Regions from separate parts of the Homo sapiens genome. Here region 1 is linked to region 2. Evidence: read pairs that join two places in POLR2A ChIA-PET (ENCODE). Cell type or tissue: PC-9. All regions are shown on one strand. Links, peaks and the distances in the headings refer to the core of each region. The heading gives the core; the rest is flanking DNA. Region 1 overlaps DMP1 (dentin matrix acidic phosphoprotein 1). Region 2 overlaps SPARCL1 (SPARC like 1).

What was found. Peaks named below come from ENCODE experiments on the same cell type or tissue, not always from the same donor. Only the 100,000 strongest peaks of a DNase experiment are listed, where the experiment ranks them.
Region 1: POLR2A ChIA-PET joins it to region 2 with 7 read pairs; 2 of 35 experiments call an interaction of 5 or more read pairs at or near these places.

Annotation. Positions count from the first base shown.
Region 1 is chr4:87,651,388-87,664,210 of GRCh38, reverse strand. It overlaps DMP1 (dentin matrix acidic phosphoprotein 1), which reads right to left. Exons shown (of 6, transcript NM_004407.4): 2 at 7,665-7,739; 3 at 7,132-7,179; 4 at 4,959-4,991; 5 at 4,733-4,780; 6 at 1-2,249. The coding sequence starts at 7,718. The coding sequence ends at 891. The region is part of intron 3 of DMP1-AS1 (DMP1 and DSPP antisense RNA 1); the gene reads left to right. Among named protein-coding and RNA genes, the nearest start is that of DMP1, 7.5 kb to the right of the region's middle. In PC-9, for the core only: no CTCF peak of the experiment used is centred there; no DNase peak of the experiment used is centred there; H3K27ac peaks cover 328 bases.
Region 2 is chr4:87,466,300-87,479,122 of GRCh38, reverse strand. SPARCL1 (SPARC like 1) reads left to right here. Exons shown (of 11, transcript NM_004684.6): 11 at 5,320-5,788. The coding sequence ends at 5,348. SCPPPQ1 (secretory calcium-binding phosphoprotein proline-glutamine rich 1) reads left to right here and starts at 8,073. Exons shown (of 10, transcript NM_001405228.1): 1 at 8,073-8,106; 2 at 8,466-8,495; 3 at 9,461-9,531; 4 at 11,112-11,144; 5 at 11,237-11,314. The coding sequence starts at 9,475. In PC-9, for the core only: no CTCF peak of the experiment used is centred there; no DNase peak of the experiment used is centred there.

The DNA.
Region 1 (12,823 bases), core at 6,063-8,562, 180 kb before region 2:
GCAAACTGATTTTAGAAAAAATAAAGCTAAAAAGTATCTACGTAAAGAGGAATTTCTTTCTCCCACTCTTCCTGACCCAATCCTTCTTATCATCACCAGTGATTAGTAAGGTGATGTTTATGGGAGTTCTACAAAAAAAAAAAAATGATGAATTGGTAAATTAATTGGGAGAAAAAGATTTTCTTATCCAAAACAACTCACTGTGCCATAATTTCAAAGTGCTTTTGCAAACTAAGTATTGAATCCTATAGAATTTACTATTATTTATCCCAAGAATAGAATTTCCCGGTCTCCAATGAGGAAACCCTATGCAACCTTCCAACTCCAATGTCTTCTGCTATGAAGCCCTCCCTCGTTCTCCAACGCATTGGTCACCCTTCTCAGTGTTCCCAGATAGATATCGTGTTCATAGCTCTCTGTCTTGGCACTCACCATACTGGGTTGTAACAATTCTTGTTTCTCTTATACATATCCCTCTTTAACTCTGTAGCTTTGTGGGTCCTTCTATACGCTCCTCAGGAGCAAGAAACAAGTCTTAACCTGCTTTACATTCTCAACACCTAGCATAGTGCCTGGTATATCATGGACACCCAATAGCTTTGTTTGTTACGTTGATGAATTAGGAACTATCTCAGCTGCAAAGTTATCATGCAGATCCTTTCTTGCTTCTAGCCTCTTTGGCTGTGTTCTGGTGTCACTCCACAGTATTTAAACCTCTGTGAAATGATGACACCCTAAAAACAAGTGTAATGTCCAGCAATTCCTTTCAGGAAAAATATGGCATCTGGTTATTCTTTTGATCAAAACATCAATAAATTATAGTTATCATGATACATTTTCAAGTCCCTAAGACTCCTTTATGTGACAACTGCTTCTTAGGACAGCTGATGCTAATAGCCGTCTTGGCAGTCATTGTCATCTTGGTCCCCAATGGGTTTGTTGTGATAGGCATCAACTGTTAATTTCCGGCTCTCTATCTCAATGTTTTTCAACTGGCCATCTTCCTCACTGCTTGATTTGCTCTCCGTGGAGTTGCTATCTTCTTTGGATCTGCTGCTGTCTTGAGAGTCACTGTCGTCTTCCTCAGAATGGCTTTCCTCGCTCTGACTCTCTGCTGAGCTGCTGTGAGACTGGAGGCCCTCCTGGCTGGAGCTGTTCTCATCCTCAGGGGACTCCGGGCTTTCCTCTGAGAAGTTGAGGCTCTCACTGGATTCGCTGTCTGCTTGCTCCTCTCTGGATTCACTTTTTGAGTGGGAGAGTGTGTGCGAGCTGTCCTCCTCGCTGGAGTCACTGTCTTCCTGGTCTTCTACATAACTAGTTGTGGGGTCGGGGTTATCTCCCCTGGACTCACTCACCACCTCTTCCTGAGACTCACTGCTGTTCTCTTGAGATGACAGGTTGGCCTCTTGGCTGGACTCACTGCTGGGACCATCTACGTTTTGGCTCTCTTCCTGGGACAGATTCTCCTTGCTGTCTTCTTGAGAGTCACCCTTGCTGTCTCTCCTGGGTTGGCTGAGGCCAGTGTCTCTGGAGTTGCTGTTTTCTGTAGAGTCACTCTTGACTTCTTCCATTGTGTTGTTGTCATCAAGCTCGCTTCTGTCATCTTCCTCTGAGATGCGAGACTTCCTAAAAATTTTCCTACTGGGATGCTCCAGCAATTGGCTGCCACCTGAATCTTGAGTGTTTGCTTGCTCACTGTTTTCTCCAGATTCTTTTGATTTCATGCCTGCACTGTTCATTCTGGAGTTTCCCCTTTCACTCCTGATGCTCTCTGGGTCATCACTCTGCATTCCCTCATCGTCCAACTCGGAGCCGTCTCCATGGCTGCTCTCCCCATCACTGCCACCTCCCACCCAGTGCTCTTCACTCTCACTCTCTTGAGTGGAGTCACCTCCCTCAGGCTTGCTGTCCACCCGGTCCTCATTGTCAAGTTCCCTGCTCTCACTGGTGGTATCTTGGGCACTGTCTTGCCCTTGTGGGGCACTCTCTTCACTGGCTTGTATGGTGTCATCAGAGTCCTCATCACTTCCCAGTCTGGAGTTTCCTCCTTCTTGTCTGTCTTTGGGCCCTGGGCCACTGTCATCGTCACCAAAGGTGTCATCTCCACTGTCATCTTCATCGTCATCTTTATCATCTCCTCCTTTTCCTGTGCTCCTGGAGAAGCCACCAGCTAGCCTATAAATGTATTGATGATCATCAGAGCCCAGGCCCTCCTCTGACTGAGTGCTGTCACTGGGGTCTTCATTTGCCTAGAATTTGGGGTTAACAGATATGGTCAGTATTCCAGGAACCGATAGAGAAGGAGTTATCTAGAGCCTTTCTAGTCTTTCTGCTTCCTTCGCCCTACATCCCCTCCTCTAATCTACGGTCAGTTTTACTACTCAATAACCTCTCTACCAGAGCTTAAATAGGAAGGAAGAGGAATTGAAACTCAAGTGGTTCCATTTTATATAGGCACACTTCACTCAATGCTGCCAACATTTTCTCAAAAAGCTTTCTGGAAATCACATTTATGAAATTCAAATCATACTGTATATATAATTCCTTAAAAAAAAAAAAAAAACTCTTGGGCTGGGCAAGGTGGCTCACACCCATAACCCAGCACTTTAGGAGGCCGAGGTCAAGAGATCGAGACCATCTTGGCCAACATGGTGAAACCTCGTCTCTACTAAAAATACAAAAATTAGCAGGCCGGGCGCGGTGGCTCACGCCTGTAATCCCAGCACTTTGGGAGGCCGAGGCGGGCGGATCACGAGGTCAGGAGATCGAGACCATCCTGGCTAACACGGTGAAACCCCGTCTCTACTAAAAAATACAAAAAATTAGCCGGGCGAGGTGGCGGGCGCCTGTAGTCCCAGCTACTCCGGAGGCTGAGGCAGGAGAATGGCGTGAACCCCAGGGGGCGGAGCCTGCAGTGAGCCGAGATTGCGCCACTGCACTCCAGCCTGGGCGACAGCGAGACTCCGTCTCAAAAAAAAAAAAAAAAAAAAAAAAAAAAAAAAAAAATTAGCTGGCTGTGGTGCCACAAACCTGTAGTCCCAGTTACTTGGGAGGCTGAGGCAGGAGAATCACTTGAACCTGGGGGGCAGAGGTTGCAGTGAGCCGAGATCGAGCCACTGCACTCCAGCCTGGCGACAGAGCGAGACTCCGTCTCAAACAAACAAACACACACACAAAAAAACCTCTTAGGTAATTGTTTGTGAATTAGAGTTGGTTTATAATGCTCATGCATTAAAGTGTTTGGTGTGAAACAGAGTTTTTAAAAATATTGAGTGATCTTAAAATGACCCCAATTTTTTTTCTTCTGGAGGGAAAAATGTACTAGGACCAGAGGATAAAATCTTTAGCTAAAATGAAAATTAAATATTATAGTAAGGTATATACTTCACCCAAACCATGTTTCTACCTCGTTAGTACAACCAGAAAGTTGCCTATAGATGATTCAGCTAGAAGACACCAACTAGTGTGACCAACAAGGCAACTTAGTGCTACGTGGGAAGTCAGAGAGGTGAGCCCTGTAAGTAAAACAATTGGATGCTCTGTACCAGTAAGGAAGGACAGTGAGTCTTCATACATTATGCTCCCAAAATATCTGCTCTCTTTACCATACCCTACAACAGAGCATACCTGCTAGTTTTTGTTTTGTTTTGTTTTGTTTTTACACATCCCTACTGATCAATGTCTGAGTCTGTAATTGGGTGATTGGGAGTACTTGTGTATATGCTGTTGACCTCTCTTCCTAGCACTGGAGTTTTATGCTAGTATGGTGGAACTGAGCATGGGTTTAACCTGCCATACCTCGTTAACCCAACTCACAAGCAGGAACTGCAGGAATCACCATACCTCATTACCCTTTCTCAAGCAGGAATTGCTACCGTAACTTGAAAGCTTACAGACCCTTGAGACAACAAATCACAAAGTCCCCAGCAAACGGCATTTCTCCAGTTCTATGCTTTTAAATTTCTAGAATGTTCCTTTGATAACCTTAAGTAAATAGGGATAAACAGGCTAATAATTCATCTTCCAACTCTGGCTAAGTGTAGAATGCAACATGGATCAAAGCCTTAGGGAGAAACCTGGCTCCTGGACTCTCTGGAGCCCCACAGGATTGAGTTTGGTCAAAACAATAGCATAGCTAAGAAAGTAACAACACTTAGTCTTAGAAAAATGAAAAAGAATGCCAGCTTTAAGGGATATAAACTGAGTCTGCCTTTCTCACTCCCAGAGCCCAGTCCCACAGATGGGACTATTTTCGAAGAGAAAGTCATCACTGAAGCAGTTCTTTTCATTAAAGTTTCCTCAGGGCTGTCCTGTTCTGTCTTCGAGCAGGATCCTTGACACATAGAAGCTCCCAGGCACTTCTTCACCTGAGCTGAACTGCTCCAATTGTAAAAGCAACATTTTAAGTTGATGAGCAAGTTTGACATGGTCAATGACCATTTGTGAGTGTGTGTGTGTGTTTCTGCGCATGTGTTTATGTTTTAACTAGGAGAGACATTTGGGGCCACAGTGCCAGCAATCTAGGCTCAGTGATGAAAATAAGATGAATAGCATGTCTGCATGTGAATTCTCCTTACTCATTTTTCTCTTCTTACTTTATAGGACTCTTTAGCCAGCATAACTCATAGTTAGAAAATATTATATTTAGAACTGTCGCCAGGTAATTTAATCTAACATCATTTCCTTCCATTCCTAAGTAGCCTGAAAAGTTAAGAAAGGTCTGTTTAATTACCTGTTCCTCTGAGCTAACTTTACTGCCTTCTGATGACTCACTGCTCTCCTGAAAGGGGAAAAATGTTTACTTTTCTTTTTAGTAATTCCTTAGGAAAGAAAAAAACATGATACACATCAATTGCTTCCAGTCTGGATTTACTACTTTCAAAATTGTAAAAGGCAACTGGAAGAGTGTTAAAGTTACTTCATGAGATGTTTATGACAAAAGTAAATGAGATAGTTACCAAGGGTGGTGTTGGTGCCTGAGCCAAATGACCCTGCAAAAAAGGAAAGGAAGGAAAACAAATTACTCCCTCACAGATGGATTTCATTATTGTAATTATTTACAATAATTTTAGGTTATTATTTTTAGTTTCTTGGTAGAGATCTTACATTTACATGAGTAATAGTGAAATTTTATGATGAAATGGTTCCAAAAGGAAAGTAAAATGACTAATGGCTTGAAAAGATCTTGGGATATAAGAGACCTAGACAATGTTTATATTTCTGATATTTCATTTACAGAAATAAATATGCTTTTTTGAACCTGGCCGTTCATACAACCTAGAGGAAACGTAACACAGGAAAAGCAGCATTGAAACTCAGAATCCAGATTTAAGTCTCAATTAACTCACTGGTTTTGGTTTTAGCCCTGAAAACCAATCATCTTGGTGTTAGCACTGAAAGTCATGTGTTCCAGGAAACCCCTAAGTTCCAGGTAAACCGAGATGGTTGGTTACTCTAGGTGAAGGTGGGCAATTCACTTCACGTGTCTGACCACCAGTTTCTTATTCATAAATTAAGGAAATTAACACCCACTGTGCTTACCCCACAAGGTAGTTATGAAGATGAAACCAGCTAATGCCTATGGAAGTATCTCGAAAACTATTTATTCAACATGATATAAACTAAAGAAAAAATCCATTTGATAACATCCACCTTATAAAATTTAATAGTAAACAAAACTGAATTGAGAAAGCCATGAAACCCTTCTCGAGTCATGTAAAAGCCCTGGTATTAAAAACAAATGCTAAATCAGAAATTTAACTAGTCATACCTCTAATTTATTTCACTATCTTTAGTCTCATAAGCACTATAAGAATGCCTTAGCAACTTCTGGTACCCCTCCCCATCACTTCTTCCCCTTCCCCTTGAGGAGGGCAAAGTCCTGTGTGGAACACCCAAGGCGCAAAGTAGAGCAGGGAGGAGCTGCTATTGACATGTCTTCAACGTGCGTTTCAGAGGTGCTGGACTGGGGGTATCTCCTTAGGGAAAGGAGCTATAATCACGCTGTCTTTGGCCTGCAACACTGCAGGCAGGCACAATGGCAGGCTGTGCTCCAGTCAATTATCATTTGGAATTAATGGGTGGAAGGGAGCAAGACATTGTTATTTTTCTCATGCCAAGGCTAGACTTGAGAACAGGGCATGTTTGTGCGTCTCTGGTTAAATGAGAGAGAGGATCTAGAGTGTCTGCTTTTAAATTAACCAGCCTATGGATTTCTCTGAAGAAAGTTCATAATAAATACTGCAAAGTCTATTCCAGACTCAGGCATGGACAGGACCCCACCTCAGGTCACTGACATTATCTGGCCACCACCAAAAGCATTGGGGCCAAGCTTTATCATATGTAAAAGCCAGTAGGAAACACAGTAGTGAACAAAATGCTCTGATTTCGCATAAGATTTTAACCCTTAGTGCCAATCTTGAGAATTTTCTGACCTCTTAGACCTGGCTCCTTCCTGAGAGGGATATGACACACTGGTTAAGAATGTGGATTCTGGAGCTAGAGTGACGTAATATCAAAGTCTGGCTCTAACACTAATTGACCATGTAACCTAGACGATTGAATTACTCTCTGTGATCAGTTTTCTCATCTGTAAAGTGAGAATAAAACATAATACCTAATTCACAGAGGTGTGAAAATTAAGAAAGTTAATATATGTAAAACACTCAGAACTGTGCCTGGCAATGATTCTTGAGTTATTGAGAGTTAGTAACTCTCAATATAATAACATGCTAGCAACATTAGCTCTCATTCCAGAGACTCTAGTGTCCTCTCATTCTTCTTTCTTTTTTCACCTTCCAGGACTTGACCTCTTGCCCACCAGATAACTCTTGTTAAAACAGATTTCAAGTCATAATCTCTCCTGAAGACTCTTGATTCATTGTCATGCATCCCCTGGTACTATTATACACATCCATTATAAGAAGAAAGCTAACAGAAAATATGCTTCCTTGCCAGAGTATACTACTAAGTTGGAATCACAGCAGTATTTTCTTCTATGAACTCTATAGCTTAGCTTATTAATATGCTGATGAAGTCATTAGCAGTTTCAATATTTGCAATGAAATCAATTTGGTTATACTCATAATAAATTAAAATTAAAATATTTCAAAAAGTCATATTTCTACTCACCTTCCATTCTTCAGAATCCTCAGATTCATTATTTTGATACCTGGTTACCTAGAAAATTTAGTACACATGGTAAATCCAAAGAGAAATTTCTAAAGCAATAGTTATTAACACATTTCATACATAGGAGTAGGGATAGTCAAATTTTAGGCTGCATCAGAATCACTGGGAGGCCTTGTTAAAACACTGATTTCTGTTTCCTATCCCTAAAGAGTCTGGCTTAGCAGCTCTGAGGTAGGGTCCAAGAATTTGGATTTCTAACAAGGTCCTAGTTGATGCTGATGCTGGTGGTTCCAGGATGACACTTTAAGAAGCACTGCTTATAGGGAAGAAAAGTATGAATGATATCTATGTGAATGGCAACTGAACAGAATAAAAAACACCTTGAATGATATTTCTTAAGAAAACAGCATGCTAAGAAACTACTATTTTTACTGGACTGGAACATACACAGCCATCTTGGTTCATAGCCAATCAAAATTGTGGAGTTTTAAGTATGAAAGGGTTTTTTCATATATCCCTACCCTAATACTTACTGGGAGAGCACAGGATAATCCCCAAAGGAACATGAGCAGGATGCTGATCTTCATAGTTGGGTGTGATACCTCTACCTGGAATGAAGGACATAGATGTTTCTCTCCATGTTAAAGGAATAAAGTAGTTTCAACTTTTTAACAGTTTCTTCCTACTAAAAATTCATCCAAATGTCCATGAACTGATGAATGGATAAATAAAATTTACTGTATCTATAAAACAGAATATTATTCAACCATAAAGAGGAATGAAGTACTGACATGTGCTGCAGAGTAGAGGAAACTTGAGAACACTATGCTAAGTGAAAGAAGCCAGATAAAAAGGCCACATTGGAATGATTCTATTTACATGAAATGTCCACAATAGGCAAATCTACAGAGACAAAAAGTAGACTAGTGGTTGCCCAGAGCTTGTGCAGATGGGAGGTTGAGGGGTGACAGCTAATGGGTACAGGATTTCTTTTGGAGGTGATGAAACTGTTCCATGTATTGTAGTGAAGGTTGCACAACTCTGTGAACATACTGAAAACCACTGAGCTATACACTTCAAATTAGTGAAGTATGTGGTGTATAGATTATAACTCAACAAAGTGGTTTTTAAAAACCTCACTCCTAAGAAATAAATTGAAAATGTTTCAATGAGGAGATGTACAAACGCTAACACATAAAGTATGATAAATTGACGAAAAAGTAAAGAAAGAGGAATATAGAAATTTCTATCCATTCCCTTTTACAATAATTATGCAGCTTGGTATGGCAGAGCACCCTAGCAAATGTATTCTCCCTAAAAAACTACACTTATTGACACCAGTGATAGGTGGTGGGCATTTGTTTTCACACACACACAAACACACACATACACATACACACACACACACACAATGGCTTCTAAGTCACATTTATGACTGCATAATAATGTCTACACAAAATAGATTTTTTTTTGCTTTTTTTGTGATCTGCAAGAGATGCGCTAGAGTAGGCTTCATATTACAACTTCAGAAAGCTCTTAATATCTACTGTGACACGTTTAGTCATACATTATACATAATTATGCTAAATTATTTTTGCTGTCATTCACAGTACTGAAGGATTTGGGGAAGATTACAGGTTTGGGATACACTTGTAAATCATGCTGAGAGAAACACGCCAAATCAAACTATTTTTCTGGAGGGTAACTTCATTTCACACTTCAAGAGCTGTTGCTTTGGAAAACACTTTGTTTTGTATTTAAAAATAGAAGTACTAGATGCTAAAGTAAAAATTTATTGAAATGGTTTAAGGAACGCAATTTACCCTGCACTAGTAAGCCCTGGTAGCTGCCCTAGCATACTTGTCTGATGAACTTCCATACATTTCACAAATAATCCTGCAAGTTTATTTCACGTTTGTCGATTTGTTTCATTTCTTTAAATGTTAAATGTATACTGTGAAAGGAAAATAAAATCTTGGGACCCCAAACTCACTAAGTCAAAGGGAAAGTCAACCTAGGAACTGGGTCACTCAAACCTGCCTCCCATTTTGTTCTTAAAAAGATAGCTACAAGGATAAAAGGCTACATACCTCCCTCACAATTTTCTCACAGGGAAATTCCTGTGGGCCCTGAGATCTTTACCCCAAAACAGTCTGGTTGAATTTCACCCTCACAATGTAAATTAACAGCTTACCTTCATAAGTTCAGGACAAAGGACAGAACTAAAAGTCATTCCTCTTCTCACCTGAGACAGATGCATGTCTGACAGCTTCCTCTAGTCTATGTTTACTTTATCTTATGTAGAAATGCAGATTCACTGAGCATGAGACAAATGCATAATTGACTATTCCTCTACCCTCTCCTTTCACATATAAAATGTGGGCTCAGTGAGCACTAAACAAAGACTCAAAGGAATGCAACCACTTGCCTCTTTTATCTGTCCTTCCTTTCTCCTATTGCCTGTTCTTTCCCCTTTAAATACTGAAGTCCTCGGACTCTTTGTAAACAAACATGGACCATAGATGTTTCTGGTAGTTTTGTGTTCATTTTTCCCAGGTGCATCCTCAATTTTGGCAAGATAAGTCTCCAAAAATAATTGAGACTCACCTCAGTCATTTTCTTTGATTTGCAATAGTTTACTGGTATAGGAACTCAGAAAACAATACTCCATAATGAAGGCCTCAGAAGCAGCCTCAGAAGCAAAAGCTTCTCTCTGACCTTCCCCTGCCCTCCTATCTCTGGCCCCTCATTCTCCCCTGAGACTAACCATAGAAACTAGAATCCCTCTTTCCCAAAGGCAGGTTATAGAAACCAGAACCTCTTTTCCCCAAAGCCAGCAATAAAACCTGAAAATATTACCCTAAGTCCCCCTGTCTTTCTGTGTAACAACTGGCCTTAAAGAAATTCTCTGACCCCCCTAGTTTAATTGTATGTCATAAGACCCGCATTGCAGAGAAGGTCCTGTCCCATATCAAGAAGGAAGAAATGCTGCACGGAGAGGCCAAGAAGAATCTGGACAGGCTTTGCTGGGCCACCCCACTTGGTCTACTAGTATAAGGTCAAAACCTTTTTGTCCAATCATATTTCTACATGGCTGCCCATGTTTTGTTGGACATAAGCATAAAGATGGACAGTTTCTCCTGTATCTTTAGGTCTTCGTTCTGAAGGCTCCTGTGTCACATAAAAATAATTTTGTATTCCTTTTCTCCTATTAATCTATATTTTGTCAGTTGATTTTCAGCAAACCTTCAGAGGGTGAGGGGGAAGTTTTCCCTTGGCCCCTAAAATAATGATAGGAGTTAAAAGCCAAAGATTCTCAACCCTAAATATATATTACTATCAACTGGGAAGAGTTTTAAAAATGCCAATGCACAAATCCCATCCCAGGGCAATAAATCCATTCACTTGGGTGGGCACAGGAATAGGTTTGTTTTTAAAGTTCCACAAGAGATTTTAACACTTGATCTAAGAATTAAAAATATCATAATTAACCAGGCTTGGTGGCACGTGCCTGTAGTCCCAGCTACTCAGGAGGCTGAGTGGGGAGAATTCTTTGAGCCAGGGAGGTTGAAGCTGCACTGAGCCATGATCGTGCCACTCCACACCTGTTTGGGTGACAGAGCAAGACCCTATCTCAAAAAAAAAGTATATATATATATATATATATATATATATATATATATATATATATATCACTCGATAATGCCTGAATATGCTGAATATTGTCTGAAACATTGGGCTCAAGAAGTCATCTAATCTTATTTTTAATGTATTCAATAAAATAATAGAAATCCTAAGATAAGGAGCCTGAACAGGCTTCTCATTTCTGCTTTCACACAACTCAAATGGTCAAACAACCTCTCATGTATATTATGGGCATTATCTCTCCTCAGCATAGTTATTCTTAATTTGTGCTACTTTCTTTATTCTAATTCGCATAGTGTATATCAGTCCTTATGTTTGATACTATCTTAATTTCTTTTAAAAATCCTTCAATTAATATCAACAGAGAAAAACATATGAAAATGCTTAACTATACCAAAATCAAGCTTAATTTAATAGATGTTACTTCTCTTTAGATACCACAATCAAAACTTTTTAAAAAATGTGTTAGGTTTATTTCTTCAGGAAAGCAAAATTTTCTCAAATATGATATTCTCAAAATAACCCTTTCAATGCTTTCAGTTTCACAGATCAAATGAAAGTTACCTCATCATTTTAATTTTCAAAGTGAAATTTGAATAGGGTTATAATTTCATGATTCTCTGAAAGCTAGCAAATGTTAGAGCCTTGACAGAAGGTCAATGACTATTGAATTCTCTTGTATTTTCTTTAGCTTCTCTAATCTAAATAATTAGAAAACTGGGGATGCCATTGTGCATTTATTCTAAACCAATGAACGTTGTGTTTTCTCACAAAGAAGTGCATGCCCCAAGTGCTCAAGTTTCTTAGGGATGGAAGATTCTAAAACACAAGAAAGATGCCCTAACTTGCTCAGGATTCTAGAAATACTCGTTAGCATCCTGACCTAAAGCAATAATTTCCCAGATGCAAGTCTAGTAAACTAAAATAAAAGACACTCTAGAGTTCTGAGAGAGCTGATGTTGCCACCCAAAAAATATAGTCCAACTGTAAGCATTAAAGAAAATCAGATCTTAAACCCCTTGTTAGGTTTGCATTTGGTATTTCTGATAAAAATAATTATAATTTTGTGAAGTGCATTTCCAAACAAGAGCTCCAAACTTTTATAAACATTTTGGCTACTATTCAAAAAAGAGTAGAAGCAGATAGGCAGTAGCCATATTCTGAATAATAAATGTGAACCACAGCTACAAGCCTGCAATTAAAAGTCCAGAACTTTGAGTTCTTCTTCAGTGATTGGTTAATGTTATTTCTACATTCTACATGCTGTCATTCTACAGTGAGATGACGTAACAAAAGGAAATAAACAACTTGAGTTCCATCCATTTGGAAGGCGGTGTATTAGAGAATTTCTGCCCCTGTGAATTGTTTTCATAGAGTTGAAAAGAGCCAAATGTTTAGAATGTGGAGAGGGAAACTAAAGTCAAGATTTCAGGTGTGTAGCCAAAACTTCTTTCGGCTCTTAAGTAAGGAAATTTGTTCTAGCATTTTCTCAAGGTTAAGATACATTTGTAAAATATATATCTTCTTTTATGTAAACCAAAATGAAGGAAATAGGCCAAAAGAAGAAAATAAAGGTTTGAAAAGTCATAGACTCTTTTTTCTTTTGGAAAACAATTCATCATATTAATTTGCTTTATTTGTCTTAGTATTGTTATCTTCAAGAACACAACTGAACAATACATTCATTCATTAGCAGTCAGTAAATATTTATGAACATGCAATGTGTTAGGCACTTTTCTAGCCCATATTCTCAAAACCAACAATTTAAGAAACTCTAATATTTTGGTAGCTTTCTCCATGTACAACCTGTAAATGTACATTAGCAGGAAACTTTAATAATAATAAACAATAATAATAAAATAAGTTGGTTTTATAATAATAAAATTAACCAGAATCCAACTAACTAGAACCTGCTAGAATTTGTTTTCTTATTACTCTTTGAAAATAGAATCAAACTTGGCCAGGATATGAACTCTACCAGGAATCCAGAGAAACAAACAAACCAAAAAAAAATCCAATTCTTCCTATTGTATGTGTCTTCAGGTCA
Region 2 (12,823 bases), core at 5,071-7,570:
TCCTTATTTCATATCCTACCTTAACCTGGGCCTTGGGCCAAACTTTTCAAAATTACACATAAAGAATAAAAAAGCAAGCCCATTTCTGACAATGGGAGATGTCAGAACATCTCAGAATCCATTACCAACACACTAAAGACTGGATTTTACATCACAATTAGTGCTGGGATAATCCTTTAACCCAAAACTCACCCATGGCTTCACCCTCAATGAATGGGAGCTGTGGGAGGGTAGATCAGAGTATTCTTTCTTTACTCCTGCAGTGGAGGAAATTAAATTTAGATGCTTGTTTTGCTGGGTTATGTCTTAATATGTTTCCTTTTCTTTCCTTAAGTTAGGCTTGAATTTTATGAGCAAGTATGTTTTCAATAATTAAGATATGAAAGGCTGGGCACGGTGGCTCATGCCTGTAATCCCAGCACTTTGGGAAGCCGAGGTGGGTGGATCACGTGAGGTCAGGAGTTAGAGACTAGCCTGGCCAACATGGTGAAACCCCGCCTCTACCAAAAATACAAAAATTAGGCGGGCTTGGTGGCACACGCCTGTAATCCCAGCTACTCGGGAGGCTGAGGCAGGAGAATTGCTTGAACCCGGGAGGCAGAGTTTGCAGTAAGCCAAGATCCCAACACTGCACTCCAGCCTGGGTGATAGAGTGAGACTCGGTCTCAAAAAAAAAAAAAAAATGAAAGATGTTCAAACAATGAGCATTCAAATCTACTCGCAATTCTCACCACACACACACACACAAAAATGATAGTATGTGAGGTAATGCATTCGTTAATCAGATCAATTTAACCATTCCACAAGGTATATATATTTTAAAAGGTCATGTTTTACATGATAAATACATACCATTTTTATTTGTCAATTAAAATAAATAAATAAGAAAAATACCACTCACAGAACATAAATTAACAGTGAACATCAAATCTCTGAAACAGAGATTTCATTCATGTTTACAATATACCCTTGGGATAAACATGCAGCTAAGCCGTTAAAGAAAGTCAGTTCATCAAATGTCAGAAGTTCCCAAAAAGAAATAACTTGTGCATACTTCATTTTTAAAATATCCCCCATGCATATGTAGAATGCCTTGAAATTAGAGAGGAAGAGGTGAAAGTATGAGGATTTACTTATTAATAAATAGGTAAGCAGAGAGGGTCAGTCCTTTTCCTTGCAATATCATTCTGTGAAATAAACATTCTGTGAAAGGATGTATATTTTTGTAAGTACCTAGTTCTGTGTATTAGTTGTCTATGCTGCATAGTGAATCACCCCACAACTTAACAGGTTAAATTCTTTCTCACGGTTTCCAAGGGTCAGGAATCTCACAGTAACTAACCTGGATGGCTCTGGATTAGGATCTCTCATTAGGTTGTGGTCAAGGGGTCATGCAGTGCGGCAGTTATCTGATGGCTTGACTGCAGCTAAGGGTCTACTTCTAAGCCCACTCCCATGGCTCTTTGCAGGAGCCTTCAGTATCCCATCGTGTAGGCCTCTGGTCTACAGGGCTGCCCACAGCATGGTATCTGGATTCCTCCAGAGCGAGTGACCAGGCAGAAAGAGAGAAAAAGCCAAGACTGAGGCCCCAATGTCTTTTATAACCTAACCTCAGAAGTTATATATCATGATTTCTGCCTCATTCTATTGGTCACACTGACCAATCCTGCTACAGCAGGAGGAGGAGAAGGAGACCACAGGGGGTTGGATGTCAATTGTCTTTCTAACATCTATGATACAAGCAGAGTACTTATAAAAATTCAAATATATCCTTCTGTCCTGCCCTGCCCACCATTATCTAGAGGGGAAAACTCAGCTGGGATAGGATGTATTTATGGATGCCTGTTTATATGACATGTGATTTTAAAGGACTGATAAAAAGGCAAATTTAAACAGAGGCCATTTTACTTAAGAAAACCAGTTGCATCTCATTCTTCCTTTTGCAAAGCTTCTGGCAGCTCTTCAGTGTGTAAGCTCACCCAGGCTCCGCTGGGCGGTTGTCTGGGAGGAGCAGGAAGGGCTTAAAATCCAGTCATTTACAAAGCTGCTAATGATCTTGTTTGTGCACTGTGGTTTGGCCATCATTGCCTTATTTTGAAGAAAGGAAAAAATTATCACATAATAAACCAATAAAGCAGATATTAAATATTCAGTCAGAACACGTAAACAACTTACTGCTTTGGAATGTAGCTAAAGAAAAACAAATTTATTTGTAAGTATACCCTTCTTTCCTTCAAGGCTGAGAAATCTACAGGAGAAGATAAAGTTTAGCCAATGTTTTCCTGAATTTTAACTGCCTGTGATAGACGTGCTCATATATTCCTCACATAGCTGTTATTAACTAGCTGTGTGAATTAGGGCATGTTGCTTAGCCTCAGTGAGTCTCATTTTCCTTATCTGTAAAAATGGGGTTCAGGTAACAGGTGCAGGAATCCTCATTTATTTTGTGCCCATGCATACCATGCATTGACACATACCCATGCTAATCGTCAGAAAACCCTCCAAGTGAGACTAACAGGGTAAACAACTCAGATGACGCAAGTTCCCCTAAGCCATTTAAAGACATTATCCTAAGAGTACTGGGGGGCCACCAAAGTGTTTCAAACAAGCCAGTGATTTCCCTGGGTTTGTATTTAAGATGGATTCTCCTGGTTACATTGTGGTGGGGCCAAAGAATTGTTGAGAGAATACTGTGGTAAACCCAGGCAAGAGCTGATGAGAACTTGAACTAGGGGAGTGACCAAAGGGGAAAAAAAGAGAGAAGTAAACATATTCAAGATATATTTTAAGATATAAGCATACTCAAATATATAGCATGTGGAAATAAGACAATATTTGATAGGAAATATGTGGGAGCCGAGAGCAGACAGGTGAGAGACTGAAAAGAGAAGTGCAATGCCTAGGTCCCTGGCTCAGAGCAGGCAGGGTAAATAGAGGTAAATAGAGGCATCTTCCACTGAGAAAACACAAGAACAGAAGTGGATTTGGAGTAAATGACAAATTCCATTTTAGATACGTTGAATTGTAAAGTATTAGGTTGCCTCCTAAGTGTTAGTTTCATGCAAAAGTAATTATGGTTTGGCCATTATCTCTACCACTCCATCAAAACTACCATTATCCCTACCATGCCCACCACTGATGGGCACCTACATTGATTTTATATCTTTGCTATTGTGAATAGTGCTGCAACGAGCATATGAGTGCATGTGTCTTTTTAGTAAAATGATTTTTTTATAAATATACCCAGTATGGGATTGCTGGGTTGAATAGTAGATCTGTTTTAAGTTCTTTGAGAAATCTTCAAACTGCTTTCCACAGTGGCTCAACTAATTTACATTACCAGTGTCTAAGCATTCTTTTTCTCTGCAGCTTCACCAGCATGTTGTTTTTAGACTTTTTAATTACAGCCATTCTGACTGGTGTGAAATGGCATCTTATTGTGAGATGGTTTTGATTTAAATTTTCCTGATGATTAGTAACGTGGAACTTTATATATATTTGTTGGCCGCTTATATATCAAGACAGGGTTTTGGAACTGAAATGCATATTTGAGGATTATAAGCATACAGAGAATAATTGACACCAGGGAAGGGAATTAATTCTCCCAAGGAAAACGCATTGAGTTACATGAAAAGGGGTCTAGGATTGAACACTGCACTGAGAAACAACAACATCTAGATGATGGATAGGGGAGGAAGAAAGAATTCAGTAAGGAGAATGAAGTTTCTCCTGAAATGAAGGAAGAAAACCAGGATAGTGCCATGCAAAGGAGGTGTTTCAAAGAGGAGGAAGAGATTAACAGTGCCAAATGCGACTGAGATGTCAAAGAAGTTGAAAGAAATAAGGATATCCTGGGTAGCCTTGGTTAGAGTAGTTCTGGTGGAATGGTAGACATGGAAGTCACATTCTATGGGTTGAGAAGAAAAGGGAGATTAGAAAGGGTAAGGAGTGGATGTTTGAGTGCAGGAAAGACCTAGAAAAGCTACAGAGCATTTTCTAAAAAAGGGGAGCATTTTTTAGAATAAAAGAGATTTGAGCACTCCTTTCATTTACTCATTCATTTGCTCAAGAAATCTTTACAGGCCAGGCGCGGTGGCTCACGCCTGTAATCCCAGCACTTTGGGAGGCTGAGGCAGGCGGATCACGAGTTCAAGAGATCGAGACCATCTTGGCTAACACGGTGAAACCCCGTCTCTACTAAAAATACAAAAAATTAGCCGGGCGTGGTGGCGGGCGCCTGTAGTCCCAGCCACTCGGGAGGCTGAGGCAGGAGAATGGCGTGAACCCGGGAGGCGGAGCTTGCAGTGAGCCGAGACTGCGCCACTTCAGTCTGGCCTGGGTGAAAGAGCGAGACTCCGTCTCAAAAAAAAAAAAAAAAAGAGAGAGAGAGAAATCTTTACAGATGGTCTACATAAATGCAGGCACTGTTCTAGAGGCTAAATATGAAACATATTTAAATGCTAATGGAAGGGTCTAGTAAAAAAGGAAAGGTGGAAGAAGGATGTAAGAAAAAAAGAGGAAAGTAAAAGGAGAATCTTGTGAAGGTCAGAAGAGATCTTGAGCATAGGTAGAGGAATTAGCCTTAACGTCAAGAAAAAGGACAATCTCTTATCTGAGCAACAGAAAGAAGACAAAGGCTATGGGTGCAAATATAAGTAAACGTATAACTAATGAAGCTATTATCTCCATTTTACATATGAAGCCAGTACTCAAAAAAAAAAAATCAAAGTCCATAATCTTTCCCATTCTCTGGGCTAGATAAAGATTATTAGCAGGAAAATTACCTAGTGCCCACACAGAGTAGTATAATAGTTTGTTAGGGTGGGCCATGTTGGTAAGGAGTGATCTTATATTTGCTAGAGGATGCTGTCTTCTTCCACAGGTATGGCGACAATTTCTTTCACAAGCTACTCAATTAAAAACTGGAATAACCTAGCACTACACTTCTATTTATTTCCATTATTTTTCAGCTCACCTTCTAGATTAGTATACTGGGCACTTCTTGGCTGGACCTCCCGTTAACCTGCTCTTCCTCTATCAGTGGTTCTCAACCCTGCAGCCAAATTACCTGCAGAGTTTTCTAAACGTCTACATGCCATTAGTCCACCCCTAGGGATTCTGATTCTAGAGTCCAGAGGTGAGGCCTAAAAATACATATTTGTAAAAGTTCATGAGTGATGTTGCTGTCCTACCAAAGTTGAGGATCACCATTATACTGCCTTATTAGATGGTTTCTCTAATCCCCCAACTCTAATATTGTTTGTGCTACTACTCTGGCTACTTTCTAAAAGTGTCATTTTGCTTCTTGTTTTTTTATAGAGGACATAGATGAAAATCTCTTGTTTTGAACGAAGATTTTAAAGAACTCAACTTTCCAGCATCCTCCTCTGTTCTAACCACTTCAGAAATATATGCAGCTGTGATACTTGTAGATTTATATTTAGCAAAATGTTAGCATGTATGACAAGACAATGAGAGTAATTGCTTGACAACAACCTATGCACCAGGTATTTAACATTAACTTTGGAAACAAAAATGTACAATTAAGTAAAGTCAACATATGCAAAATACTGTACATTGTGAACAGAAGTTTAATTCATAGTAATTTCACTCTCTGCATTGACTTATGAGATAATTAATGATTAAACTATTAATGATAAAAATAATGCATTTGTATTGTTCATAATATCATGTGCACTTCAAGAAAATGGAATGCTACTCTTTTGTGGTTTACGTGTATTATTTTCAATATCTTAATACCCTAATAAAGAGTCCATAAAAATCCAAATGCTTATGCAAGTGTATTTCCAGTTATTATTTAGACAATCAAATGTAAAAGATCAACCCAAGACTCACACTTCATGTCAAATTATAATTGTGCTTCCTAAACCCTACTACCTTAAGTGTGTGTGTGTGTGTGTGGTTGAGAAAAAAGTGTGAGACATCTCTTACAGGAAACAAATACTCAGTGGCAAGATAAGAGGTGCTCATTAATGTCCTTCATCATTATGTAAGTTTAAACAGAAAAAAACTAATATCAAGTGCTTTTTTACCAAATTTGATATAAAATGTAGAACAAGCTGGGTGCAGAGGCTCACACCTGTAATCTCAACACTTTGGGAAGCCAAGTCGGGAGGATTCCTTGAGCTCAAGATTTCAAGACCAGCCTAGGCAACATGGAGAGACCCTGTCTCTATGAAAACTTAAAAAAATAGCCAGGGGTGGTGGCATGTACCTGTGATCCCAGCTACTTGGTGGACTTAGGTAGGAGAATTACTCGAGCCCAGCAGGTCGAGGCTGCAGTGAGCTATTGTGCCACTGCACTCCAGCCTGGGTGACAGGGCAAGGCCCTGTCTCAAAAAATAAATAAATGAAAATAAAATGTGAAAGATTATGCACTGCTTGATCCAATTAATTCTAACTTTTTGTGCAGTTGAGCATGTGTGCTGGGGAAGAGGGCGGCCCTGCAAAAATTTCACATAATCATTGCCTCACAATAAAGAAAATGTAATGGTAAAACAGGTAGAGGGCCATAAAGCGTCTTGATGTCCAATGTAGAAAGAGATTAAATATTATTAATGTAAATTGATAGCGAAAAACCTGTCATAAGCAAAAATTTGTCTTTTTATTTGCGCTCTTCTTTGGTAACTATTACAGTAAAAGCTAGATCACAAAAATATGACATTATAATATAGTTTTCCAAGTTCTGAAGTAAGGCAATAAAAGGACATGTCACTCACTTTATTTGACTATTTGAAAGAAAATGGTTTTTTACATATTTTTCTAGCTGAAATGAAAGATATCAATACAATTATCTTTTACTATTTTTTCAAATAATCAAAAATGTGTTGTTGTTGTTGTTGTTGTTACAAACCTTATCTGTGATAGTCACTGAGAGAACATGCCCCTAGGAATTTTATCTGAAAGATATTTACAGAATAGTTTATTTTTTTATCAGAATAATCTTCTCTGAGTATTTCAAAATTTCATTCGTTATCTCTTTCATAGCTCAATAAATTACTTATTCTTTTTTTTTTTTTTTTTGAGATGGAGTCTTGCTCTGTCACCCAGGCTGGAGTGCAGTGGCACAATCTCAGCTCACTGCAACCTCTGCCTCCTGGGTTCAAGAGATTCTCCTGCCTCAACCTCCTCAGTAGCTGGGATTACAGGCGTGCGCCACCACGCCCAGCTAATTTTTGTATTTTTAGTAGAGACGAGGTTTCACCATGTTGGTCAGGCTGGTCTCGAACTCCTGACCTCGTGATCCGCCCACCTCGGCCTCCCAAAGTGCTGGGATTACAGGCGTGAGCCACCACACCTGGCCAATTACCTTAACTAGAACCATATCATACTATGTCCTTTCTAAAAAATTAAGTTCAATTTGATTAATCAAAATCGAATTAAGTATTATTTGTAACTTTTTCCAACTACAGAAATAATTTTAGGAACTATTCCAAATTTCAGAACGTTTTTATATGAAGCTGAAAAGGTCTTAGCTAATTACAAACTAGGTTGCTGGGAACAGTGAAGTTGTATTCAGAGGTATTAATTAGGCCTAAATTATCTTTTACCCTCAGACAACTTTCAAAAATATTTTAGAATAGTGAAAAGTGATTTTAACACCAAGGTAAGGAAACCACCTCAATATCTACTAAAAAATTTTGTTTGAAAATAATATTCATTTTGAAATGAAAAATATTTAATAAGAGAAAATCTCAAACCTTAAATTTCTGTATCATTTAAGGCTCTTACATGTACAGCTAGCTCATCTATTATAGAGGCACGTTAATATTCTTGGTGGTCACAATTTTTAATTGTGGGTTGTTTGTGATAAAGACATACTCTAATCCCAACCTAAGAGATTATTTTCTCAGTTATTTTCTCAGTAATCAGTCTGTAAGTCTACCTCTGTGTAATTGAGATATTTTGGAAGTTGGAGCTCCTGGTGTGAAAGCAATTATTCAGTTTAGCTTTGAATTTTGTGACTCATATTGCCCATAACCATAAAGGCATTAGTAACATGGCTTAAATACTAGATGGGCATAGAGATTCTAGGTGATCACACTGCTCCTTGAATTTGTTGCTCCAAGGGCCACTGAAGCAAAGGTAATTGAAGAGATATATAGTATAATTTGGACTGATTCTAATGCACTAGATAAAAGAATGTAACATATTCTTGTATTGGGTAATTTAATGATTTCTAACAGGTCCACTTCTAATAAGAAGAAAGAAATTAGTGTTTGAATCCAGAAAGAAGAAAAATACAAAGAAAAAACATGAAAAAGGAAAAGGGAAATAAGTTGCCTAAATTCAGGCAAAGTAGCACTAAGATTGAAATCAGAGTTGGGTTTTAGATATATATAACAGATGAAGTGTGATTTATAGATATAACTTGCCTCAAATGCTGGAGATAAGTCTTAATAATAACATGATAAAGTTGTTTTTCTTTCAAAATCCAATTCCAGAATACAGTGATTTGGTTTGAAACTCACAAGGTAAGTTAATTTGAATTAAGTGCGATTTTTAAAACATAAAAATGTCTCCTTTCAGAACCAATGGACCAATAAAAGGCCAGTTGATTTCCTTTATTGAATCTGAATTTACTCATATTGTGCTGATTTTCTACCAACCCATTACATCTTACAAAATTTTTCCCATACAATTTCCTTCCCGAGAACTATAACTGGCAATAACAGCAACCAGACTATATGAAGGCCTGGTAAGTCTCACAGAGGTACAAGCTTCAGGTGGATTTATTTGTGTATTACATAAAAACTTTCCTCTCATTTTAGCCAGTAGTGATCAATTACTAATAATAAGCATGATGTAACACTGGTGTTTAAAGATTTGTGAGTAGAATTGAGCACAGTGGCTCACACCTGTAATCCCAGCACTTTGGAAGGCTGTGGTGGGAAGGTTGATTGAGGCCAGAAGTTCAAGACCATCCTTGCAACAGGGGGGCAACATAGCAAGACCCCATCTCTAAGAAAATTTTTTTAAAATTAGCCAAGTGTGGTGGTGCACACCTGTAGTCCTAGCTCCTTGGGAGACTGAGGCAGAAGGATCACTTGAGCCCAGCAGTTCGAGGGTACAGGAGGCTATGATTGTGCCACTGCACTCCAGCCTGAGTGACAGAGCAAGACCCTGTCTCAAAAAAAAAAAAAAAAAAAAAAAAGATTTGTGTGTAGAGATCACAAACGCAACTTCAGGGACCAAACATGTACAGTGTATAGGCCGAACTGTAACTTTATAAGAAAGTAGAAAGTAATGGGCTATGTTGGGAGCTAAACAGTGCATGTCTTGTCTAAGGAATTCAAAGCTTTTAAAAACACTCTTGTAGGCTTACAAAACCTATGTTTGGAGGCAGGATTTATCTTGACCACTATTTCAACACCTCTAAATAGGAATAGGACTTACATAGAAAAAAACTCGAAATGATCTCCTACCCCTTCAATTCCAGGCTCGACCTTTAGAATGAAATTTCTCATCTTGGCTGGCCTTTTGAGCACTGCCACTGCTCTGCCCATCCCCGTGAGTACACCCTCCTCAGCTGCTGACTCAATTTCAGATTTAGAGTCATCGCATTTCTCGGCTAGAAAGCAGGTCTTATCTTTTCATTTCACAAAAGAGGAAAGCGGAACCCAGGAAAGTCATAGAACTAGGAGTTCACCACTCTTTGTCAGTCCAAGACTCTGCCCAGTACAAATCTCAGCTCCATATGCCATGTGCTAGCTGTGTGACTTTGAACTAACCCATGGTTTCCTTGTCTATAAAATGAGTCCTAGGAACACCTCAGAGTTGCACGGAGATGATTTTTTTAATGCATCTAAGGCAGAGAAGGGTCCTATTTGAAAGATAGGATGTTCTCAATAAACTCAGTGATATAGAACAAATATTCTGCAGTGACCCAGGTCTAAATTAAGCAGTTTGAATTGAGTTTCATTTGTAATGCCCTTGCCCCAAACCATCTCATGTTTTCTTAAAAGGCTGTTACATGGAAATGCTCTGACACCAAAGGACTATCTACCTCATTGTAGATTTGATTTTAAAGAAGGAAATATTTAAGATAACTTACATTGATTACTAAATTATGAATATAAAAACAACTTATGCCTGAATTATATTTGAGTGATCATACAGACACACCTTTAAAGTCCAATTTTTGAAAACCAGATTTGGATAAAAAGCTACATTCATCTATAGTGCCCTTGATAACAAACCTAATTTGTTTCTTTAGACCACAATCCTTTTTGCCAAAGCTGGCAAGTATCGTGGTCTAAAATTCCAAACAATTTGTATTGCCTGTTTCTTTAGGCTGATGGGAATGCTGCAGTATACATATTTCATTAATTCTAATATGTACTTTTTGATATTTCAGCAGCTCTGAAATTGAGCTGTGTCTTAAAAACACAATTTGATAAAGTGTCACGGCAGCTTAACAGCAGCGCTTTTCTTTTTTGGTAATTTATGAAATAATGGTGCTTTTGACAATGATAGCATCTAAGAATATATGAAATACTGTAATCCCAGAACATCATTAACTTCACCTATATAGACATTTTGTCATCAACTGACTATATACAAATGAGATCCACTGAGTCTAATCTGGGTTTACTAGTCTGAATATGAGGGCACCAAGTAGGCAAGAAACTCTCTCCCCTGCACACTTTGTATCAAAGGAGCTTTTGAAGAAGTGAGGGAGCTTTCAAAATTTGTGTTTGGGGTGCAGAACTTAAGTGTACATTTCCACACTCCCTTCACTTTGAGTTTATAACTACTGAGAACTAAATCAAGAACACCATTCAAAGATTTACAAAAGGAAATATTCATGTAATATGGAATTAATCTTAAGAAATGTAAATAAAAGCATTCTTTGGATATAAATTTAAAAGCAAAAAGCCTTGGTCTTCCAAATCATTGCACAAAATTAATTAAACTTTTCCCTATTAGATATCCAACTGCTTTTTATTTCAGAAGTGAAGTTACATTACTGATGGGTATAATGCTCCATAGTGGCTTATTACTTATTCTCCTTTAGAACAAAACCTCTCTTTAGTGGATAATGTATTTCCATATGCTGCTTTACCTTGTTGCTGTTATTGTTTTGCAAGCTCGAACAATATGCTGAAAGTTCCAGTGAACAGGTGAACTTCTAATTGTATTTTTAAATAATGCATTCATCATTTTAAAAGTCTGCCATTGTCTGAAATGACTGACATCATGTTTCTTTTTACAGAGATTTATCTTTTACCCACCACAAGTACCACCATTTTTCCCTCAGGTCCTCTTTCCCCTACCTCCGCAACCGCCCCTGGTAAGCATGGGTTTGGGGAATCTGAAATAGCTAAAAGGATTTATTTGTTGGATGGTGGTTATGAAACTTTCCAAATTTTGATACTGAAATATGAGGCTTTAGGCAGTCCCCAGGAATCAGCTATTCAAACTTCTCTCCCATATAGCTTATAGTGGAACGTGACAAGGGGCTAGCAAATTTCCCTCCAAATCTTCAGTGCCCTCTCGCAGTGTTTCTCTGCACTTACTATTAAAAAGGTGTTTGTGCTGAATTACTTTGACCGTTACGAGCTTACTCTTTATGAAGAGAATACTTCTTTCTATAATATCCATTCTTTTGCTTTTTCAAATTCACCTTGTTGCTTTCTTTCTCTAAGAAGATTTTTTTTCCCCAGCTTTCTATAACTTTTTCCCAAGTTCAAGCAAAATAGTTATTTTGCTTTTCTGTTTGGACTCTCTCCAGGCTCTCCTAATATCTGGATTCTTAAAACATTTTTTCAATAAAGTTTGGAACAATGCTAAATACACAATAGAGTTGCCTTTATTCTATATATAACACTTTTGTAAGTCGACTACATTATAGAGTCAACGGTGAGTGCTTGAGGTACAAACAGTATAAGTTCAGATCTGATGAGGAAGAGAGACTCATAAAGGGAAACTACAATGTAATTTGATAAGTATTTCGAGACACAAATACAAAGCTATGGATCAAAGACTTCAGAGAAGACAGTATCTGAACCAGGTCTTGAAGGAAGACAAATGGATGAAACATTTCAGGCAGAGGAACAGCAAGTGCATGGGTGCAGACTTGAAAAGCACAAGGCAATTTGCGGGTAGAAAATTATTTTAGTCTAAAATAATGATGCTGCAACACAGATTGGGGCCTTGTTAAATTTGGATAAGTATTTAAGCAATGATTTTTTTCTTTAAAAATCACATACATTTTAAAACTTCACATACCCCTTATTTACAGACAAGGACCTCACTATGTCACCCAGGCTAGTCTCAAACTCCTGGGCTCAAGTGATCCTCCCACCTCCCACAGGCTCCCCAGTAGCTGGATTATAGGTGCACACCACCATGCCCAGCTCACAAACATTTTAAAACTACATCTTGCTTAATATTGTCTGATCTCCTAAATATTTTTAAATATACAAACATGATTTTGTGTAACTGTTTTTATATCTAAATTTAATAAACACCTTCCCTTTGCTTGCATTTAATTTCAAACTGTGTTTCTCTCAACTTTTAAAAATTTGTCACTAAACTTAGTCCTCAATAGAACATTTCTTCTCCTTTAATGTTTTTACTTGTTCTGATTGAATCCCAGCTGTTAAATTCTAAATATTATTCTTGCACTTATAATTAATTGCTAATTATTTTGGTTCTAGTCAGGACTAGGTGCATTGTTTCCCTATTGTTTGCTAAAATTTGTTTTTTTTGTTTTCGTTTTTGTTTTTTGAGACAGAGTCTCTCTCTGTTGCCCAGGCTGGAGTACAGTGGTGCAATCTCAGCTCACTGCAACCTCCGC